3 separate regions of the Homo sapiens genome follow, and regions 2 and 3 are each linked to region 1. Evidence: read pairs that join two places in POLR2A ChIA-PET (ENCODE). Cell type or tissue: OCI-LY7. All regions are shown on one strand.

Region 1 (2,500 bases):
TTTTTTTATCCCCCTGAGATTTCTTTCAGGAAGTGAGTTAGGAAGCCCACTTGATTTTTCTTCAGATGGCTGCTCATTTGTCCTAGCAGCATTGACCTAAGAGTTAATCTTTTCTCTTCTGCTCGAAATTCTACCTCTGTTGTATATTAAATTCTTGCACATATAGCGCTCTGTTTCTGGACTTTCTGCTCTGCTACTTTAGTCTCTATTCATGTACCAGTACCAGACTGTTTACTTAATTAATTAATTGAGACAGGGCCTCGCTCTGTCACCCAGGCTGGGGTGCATTGGCACCATCATAGTTCACTGCAGCCTTGATCTCCTGGGGTTAAGCAGTCCTCCCAGCTCATCTTCCCAATTAGGTGGGACTATAGACATGCGCCATAATGCCTGGCTATTTTTAAAAAATTTTTTTGTAGAGGAGTCTCACTTTGTTGCCCAGGCTGGTCTCAAACTCCTGGGCTCAAGTGATCCTCCTGCCTCAGCCCCCGAAGTGCTAGGATTACAGATGTGAGCCACTCTACCCAGCCCAAACTATTTTAATTGCTCTAGTTTTACAAAATGTTTTAATATGTGGGAAAGCTAGTTCCCACCACATTTGGATTATTTTTCAGAATTTTCCTGGTTATACTTGGGTATTTATTTTTCCAAATGAAGTTTAGAATAATTTGTATAGTTTTTTGGAAACAGTTGTTCTTCCTTTTACTAAAAATTTCAGTACTTTTACCTGATTTTGGGGTACCAGAGAATTTTAGTAAATTAAACTGTAAGTTAGCTCTTCATCAGCAAGTTTTAGCCATCTATCAATAATACTAAGAAATTTGGAGCCTTCTTTGAAGTGCTCTTGCCTTCTATATTCTGGTACTAATGCTTTGGAGCTGGAGGACTTCTTACTGGCACAGATCAGGGTTATGTTTGCTTTTTTTTCTGCCAATGCCAGAGACTCTGAGTGAGGAAGAAAATGCCCTTTCTCCTACTGGGAATCAATCAAGCTATACTCAAAGCAAAGAGATATGGCTTTTTTTTACAGCAATAGTTGGGACATTTTCTTGTAAATACTTACATTAAAAATCACTTTAGCCTGTGGTCCCAGCTACTTGGGAAGCTGAGGTGAATCACTTGAGCCCAGGAGGTTGACGCTGCCATGAGCTGTTGAGGCTGTTGTGGTAAACTGAGGACCAGAGAGACCGATATTGGGAAGACAGGAGGATGTTTATTTAAGGTACTCACCGGCTCAGTGGATTCACATCCAAAAAGCTGAGCCTTGAACAAAAACAGAGTTTAGCTTATATAGGCCAGCATACAAGATCAAAACAAAGGCAGTAAATTTTACAGTGACAAATCACGTAATCCATAGCATAACTGCTGACCTGGCACTAACCTGTGGCCTTGCATAGCTAGTGGCCTAGCAGCTGCATCGAAAGAAAAACAGGAACTTTGCAAATCTTACTAAATACAAGCATTGGCAAACATAGTCATAACTAATAGTACAAGAGAGACAGTAAAGGAAATTGTTTTTCGTCTTTTAACCTTGCTCAGGGGTGTCTGGAGTTCATTTCTGCAGGCTAGGTCACCACGACCTGTCTACAGCCTTGCTTGCAGTAGTGAAAAACTTGTGCAAGACTGTCAAAAGAAAAACACAACAACAACAACAACAGAACCACTTTAATATTTTATGTATACTACCTTTTGTATGAAAAAAGGAAGGGATAGTTTTTCACATACATAGAGTGTTTTATATATATATATGTTTGCTTATGTTTGAAAAAAGTACAAAAATGATAGGCCAGAAATTAATGAAGCTGGTCACCTATAGGTAAGAGATCAGACTTCTTTTTTAAAAGTTTTTAAGTTTTATTTATTTATTTATTTTTTTGAGATGGAGTCTTGCTCTGTCGCCCAGGATGGAGTGCAGTGGCGCGATCTAGGCTCACTGCAACCTCTGCCTCTTGGGTTCAAGCGATTCTCCTGCCTCAGCGTCCAGAGTAGCTGGAATTACAGGCATGCACCACCACACCTGGCTAATTTTTTTTTTTTTTGACAGAATCTTGCACTGTCGCCCAGGCTGGAGTGCAGTGGCGCGATCTCAGCTCACTGCAGCCTCCACTTCCAGGGTTCAAGCAATTCTGCTTCAGCCTCCCGAGTAGCTGAGATTACAGGCACCTGCCACCACGCCTGGCCGATTTTTTTTTTTTTGTATTTTTAGTAGAGATGGAGTTTCACCATGTTGGTCAGGCTGGTCTCAAACTCCTGACCTTGTGATCCGCCCACCTCAGCCTCCCAAAGTGCTCGGATTACAGGCGTAAGCCACTGTGCCTGGCCAATTTTTGTATTTTTTAGTAGAGACGGGGTTTCACCATGTTGGCCAGGCTGGTCTTGAGCTGACTTCAGGTGATCTGCCCACCTCGGCCTCCCAAAGAGCTGGGATTACAGGTGTTAGGCACCATGCCCGGCCAATTTTTTTAATTTAATTTTTTTTTTTTAAATAGTAACATGGTCT
Region 2 (2,500 bases), 260 kb before region 1:
TCCCTTTTCATGCATATTCACCAGACACAAGACCCCTTGGCCCTCATCATGTTTTCCCAGCATCAAACCTTTAGACGTATTTAATGGCCCAAGGCATTCCAAGAATGAATATATTTGTGTGTACACAAGCAACCAACCAAAGAGATGGTTAATGTTTCATAAGACTGCCTAGTCACATTGTTGACATCTGAAACATCTTCTAATTTAAGACAGAGTTCAGTTACAGCAGGAAGTAGAGGGGACATCACTAAAGAGGTTGGAGGTATAGATTCATGTACACTGAAGGTGGAAGGTTAAAGTGCTCAGTGGAGAAGTCTGGGAGGGAACCCAGTGACAAGTCATTGGATTAGGAGAGAAGCACAAGTACAAAAGGGATAAAAGTACAAAAGATAACTAGATTGGCTTCCATCTTGGACGTGACCAAGAATAATGGAAGGCATGATGACTTTGGTTGGGACTGCAAGATTTTAAAAAAAAATTAATACCAAATATCACCCAATTGATAAGAAATCAGTAACTTGTTCTCTAGGGATTAAGGCTCAAAGGCTCAGGTGGATGCCCCTTTAGGAAGCAGCTTGGACCTGTGGCTCTGTGAGTTCCCCGTTAACAGAGCTATTCAAGTTGAACAATCCCTCAGCAAGAGACATTTAGAGAGGATTTCAGCACGGCTTGGATTAAACGCATGGTTCTAACAGCTATACGTCTGAATCCCCTGGGAAGCTTTAGAAAAACGCACGTGCTGGAGTCCCACACCCACCCAGAGATAACTCTTCTGATTCAGTAGTACTGAATTGGGCTCTTGGTATTCAAATTTCTACAAAGCTCCAAATTTCATTTTGGCGCACACCCTCAGCTGACAATCTGAATGAAATCCTGGTACAAATGGCTACCATTTGTCATCATATGCATTCCAACAGGATCCTAAGTATAAAGCATTAATAGTCAAAATACCCATCCATGTTAAGGGGTATTTTCCCCACTGTACAGGCAAAGACTGCTCAAAATGATAGAATGATACATCCAAAGTTACACAGGCAATTGTGGGATGGCCAGGAGTTTAAGGCATGTCAGTCATATTCTTTTCCCTACACCCACAGCTTCTCGAAAGTTGGCCGGGCACAGAGGCTCACACCTGTAATCCCAGCACTTTGGGAGGCCGAGGCAGGCAGATCACTTGAGACCAGGAGTTTGAGACCAGCCTGGCCAACATGGCAAAACCCCATCTCTACTAAAAATACAAAAATTACCCGGGCGTGGTGGCACATGCGCCTGTAATCCTACTACTCAGGAGACTGGGGCACAAGAATCACTTGAACCCATGAGGCAGAGGTTGCAGTGAGCTGAGATTGTGCTACTGCACTCCAGCCTGGCCAACAGAGTGAGACTCCATCTCAAAAAGAAAAAGAAAAATGCTGTTCCAACTCTGAAATTCTATAGTCCCCGTGCCTCCCATCTCAGCTTACTCTCCTCTGCTTTTGCACTCACACCTTCTTCTGCAGGTGCACTCTTTCACCCTCACACTGAGCAAAGTCCTTCCCCGTGCCTGATCTGCTCCATTACTAACAAAGGGATCCTGTCTTCCTCTGAACTTTTAAGATCTATGTTCATTCGTTTATTTATTCCTGTCTATTGAGTGCCTATTACATGCTAGTCATTATAGCAGTGAACAAAGTGGGTAAGATTTCTGCCCTCATGGAGCTTAGGGAGAGCCAATAGGCAAAAAATAACAATAATAATAAGTCAACACATAACTGTGATTGTGGCAAATGTTATATAGAAATAATAATAACAATTATTATTAAGTGATAGGATGGGGAAAACTTCCATTGTTGTTGTCGCTGTTGTTGTGATCTCACTCTATTGCCCAGGCTGGAGTGCAGTGGTGCCACCACAACTCACTGCAGCCTTGACCTCCTGGGCTCAAGAAATCCTTCCACCTCTGCCTCCCGAGGAGCTGGGACCACAGGCATGTACCACCATGCCCAGCTAATTTTTCAGTTTTTTGTAGAGACGGGGTCTCTCTGTATTGCCCAGGCTGGTCTCTTACTCTCGGACTCAAGCAATCTTACCGGCCTCAACTTCAAAAAAACTTTTTTTGTTTGTTTTTTGTTTATTTTTGTTTTTGTTTGTTTTGAGACAGTCTCACTCTGTTGCCCAGGCTGGAGTGCAGTGGCACGATCTCAGCTCATTGCAACCTCTGCCTCCCAGGTTCAAGTGATTCTCATGCCTCAGCCTCCCAAGTAGCTGGGACTACAGGCATGCACCACCACACCCAGCTAATTTTTTGTAGTTTTAGTAGAGATGGGGTTTTGCCATGTTGCCCAGGCTGATCTTGAACTCCTGAGCTCAAATGATCTGCCTGTCTCAGCCTCCCAAAGTGCTAGGATTATAGGCGTGAGCCACCATGCCCGGCCTACAATCTTTTTTTTTTTGAGATGAAGTCTCACTCTGTCACCCAGGCCGGAGTACAGTGGTGCAATCTCGGTTCACTGCAACCTCC
Region 3 (2,500 bases), 65 kb after region 1:
ATATCACTTCAGCTCTCTGAAACAGTTTTGTCACCTCTTACTTTCCTTGTGTAATTATTGTGAGGAATAAGAGTGATGGTACATCATATTGTACATTTGATGCAGGAAGCTCCCTGTAACTATTGGTTGCTGTAGTTATTATTATCTTAAATTTTCTACATGGTAAAACTTCTTGTCTGCATATAATAATGTCTTTCAAGGATGATTTCTGGCATATATTTTAATACACTGACTTGAACTTCCAGGAGGTTCATTAAAACTATTTTATTTTAATTATCCTTATTTTATTCTTAATTTTAATGAGAAAATCTTCAGATTTTACCATAAGTAAGGTGTTAACATTTGTATAAGATGGACATTTTTTTAATCAGAGAAGTTAGATTGGTATCTATTTTTAGTGTAATAAACTTGTTACATTTTAAATATGGTAAATGGGTACTTTTTCTATTCTTTCTTTCACCTCTTTCTTTCTTTCCTCCTTTCTTTCTTTCCTTCTTTCTCTCTCTTTTTATTTTTTTATTGAGACGGAGTCTTGCTCCGTTGCCCAGGCTGGAGTGCAGCGGCATTTTCTTCTTGGCTCACTGCAACGTCCGCCACCTGGGTTCAAGCGATTCTCCTGCCTCAGCCTCCTGAGTAGCTAGGATTACAGGCTTGCCACCCAGCTAATTTTTTTTTTTATTTTTTTATTTTTAGTAGAGACAGGGTTTCACTGCGTTAGCCAGGATGGTCTCGATCTCCTGACTTCATGATCCACCCGCCTTGGCCTCCCAAAAGTGCTGGGATTACAGGCATGAGCCACCACACCCAGCCTCTCTCTGTGTTCTTTTCTTTGAAGGTTTGAAATACCTACTAAGTCATTTGGGTCTTTTCTGAAGTTATTTCTTTCAAAACTTTTATTTTATTCAATTATAGGCTTTTTAAAAAATAAAAACCCAAATTATCCATTTGAAGTTTCAAAACCTGTTTGAGTTGACATGTAGTATTTCACTTACACAATTTTTTAAAGTTTTCAAACTGTTTTATCTCTTTCCTCTGTTTTTTTTTTTTTTTTTTTCTTTTAAGACAAAGTCTCACTCTGTCTCCCAGGCTGGAGCGCAGTGGCACGATCTCGGCTCACTGCAACCCCTGCCTCCCAGGTTCAAGCAATTCTCATGCCTCAGCCTCCTGAGTAGCTAGGATTACAGGTGCACGCCACCATGCCCAGCTAATTTTTGTATTTTTAGTAGAGACGGGGTTTCACCATGTTGGTCAGGCTGGTCTCAAACTCCTGACCTCAGGTGATCCACCCACCTTGGCTTCCCAAAGTGCTAGGATTACCAGCATGAGCCACCACGCCCAGCCTCTTTCCTCTGTTTTAAAAATTATTTTTCTTTTTTCTTGATTAGTTGCTGATTTTGTGTTATCTTATTTTTTCTCAAAAGCACCAGACTTTAAATTTTATTTCATTTTTAATTCTACAGCTTTTCTCTTTTCTGATTATCTTTTTAATAACAACTCGAGATATAACTTATATATACCAAAAAATTCATCATTTTAGGCCGGGTGCGGTGGCTCATGCCTGTAATTCTAGCACTTTGGGAGGCTGAGGCAGGCGGATTGTCTGAGCTCCGGTGTTCAAGACCAGCCTGGGCAACATGGCGAAATTCTGTCTCTACTAAAAATACAAAAAATTAGTCGGGTGTGGTGGTGCACATCTGTAATCCCAGCTGCCCAGGAGGTGGAGGTTGCAGTGAGCCAAAATCATGTCACTGCACTCCAGACGGGGTGACAGAGTGGAACTCAGTTTCAAAAAAAAAAAAATTCACCATTTGGAAGTGTCTAGTGATTTTTAGCATCTTCCCAGAATTGTGCAACCATCTGATTCCTTACTTTTTTTACTTTTGGTTTATTGTTTTCTCCTTTCTGCTTTCTTTGAGGTTGCTTTTGTTCCTGTTCTTACTTGTTGGGCTAATACTTTATTGTTATTTCTTTTAAAATAATGAAATAAAGTTTGTGCATTTATCCCCTTAACATAGCTTTGGCTACATCCAATCGATTTTGTTATATACTTTACTCAATTTTGATAGCATTTTAAATTAGTCTGTATAGAAAAGCTTAGTACGGGCAGGGTATAGGGGCTCACACCTGTAATCATAACACTATGGGAGACAGAGGTGGGATGATCACTTGAGGACATGAGTTCAAGACCGGCCTGGGCAACATAGCGAGACCCCCCCCCCATCTCTACCAATAGAAAAAAATTAAAACATTAAAAATTTAAAAAGACAAGTTTAATACAGAAGTATAAAAAAAGCATAGAACAGGCCAGGTGCCGTGGCTCATGCCTGTAATCCCAGCATTTTGGGAGGCTGAGGCGAGCAGATCACCTGAGGTCGGGAGTTCAAGACCAGCCTGGCCAGCATGGTGAAACCCTGTCTCTACTAAAAATACAAAATTAGTCGGGTGCAGTGGTATGTGCCTGTAATCCCAGCTATTCGGGAGGCTGAGGCACAAGAATCGC

The links. Peaks named below come from ENCODE experiments on the same cell type or tissue, not always from the same donor. Only the 100,000 strongest peaks of a DNase experiment are listed, where the experiment ranks them.
Region 2: POLR2A ChIA-PET joins it to region 1 with 10 read pairs; 12 of 35 experiments call an interaction of 5 or more read pairs at or near these places.
Region 3: POLR2A ChIA-PET joins it to region 1 with 20 read pairs; 6 of 35 experiments call an interaction of 5 or more read pairs at or near these places.

What each region holds. Positions count from the first base shown.
Region 1 is chr9:112,383,471-112,385,970 of GRCh38, forward strand. The region is part of intron 1 of HSDL2 (hydroxysteroid dehydrogenase like 2); the gene reads left to right. Among named protein-coding and RNA genes, the nearest start is that of HSDL2, 4.6 kb to the left of the region's middle. In OCI-LY7, no CTCF peak of the experiment used is centred here; a DNase peak (open chromatin) is centred at 1,421.
Region 2 is chr9:112,125,980-112,128,479 of GRCh38, forward strand. The region is part of intron 5 of SUSD1 (sushi domain containing 1); the gene reads right to left. Among named protein-coding and RNA genes, the nearest start is that of SUSD1, 48 kb to the right of the region's middle. In OCI-LY7, no CTCF peak of the experiment used is centred here; no DNase peak of the experiment used is centred here.
Region 3 is chr9:112,448,046-112,450,545 of GRCh38, forward strand. The region is part of intron 8 of HSDL2 (hydroxysteroid dehydrogenase like 2); the gene reads left to right. Among named protein-coding and RNA genes, the nearest start is that of KIAA1958, 38 kb to the right of the region's middle. In OCI-LY7, no CTCF peak of the experiment used is centred here; no DNase peak of the experiment used is centred here.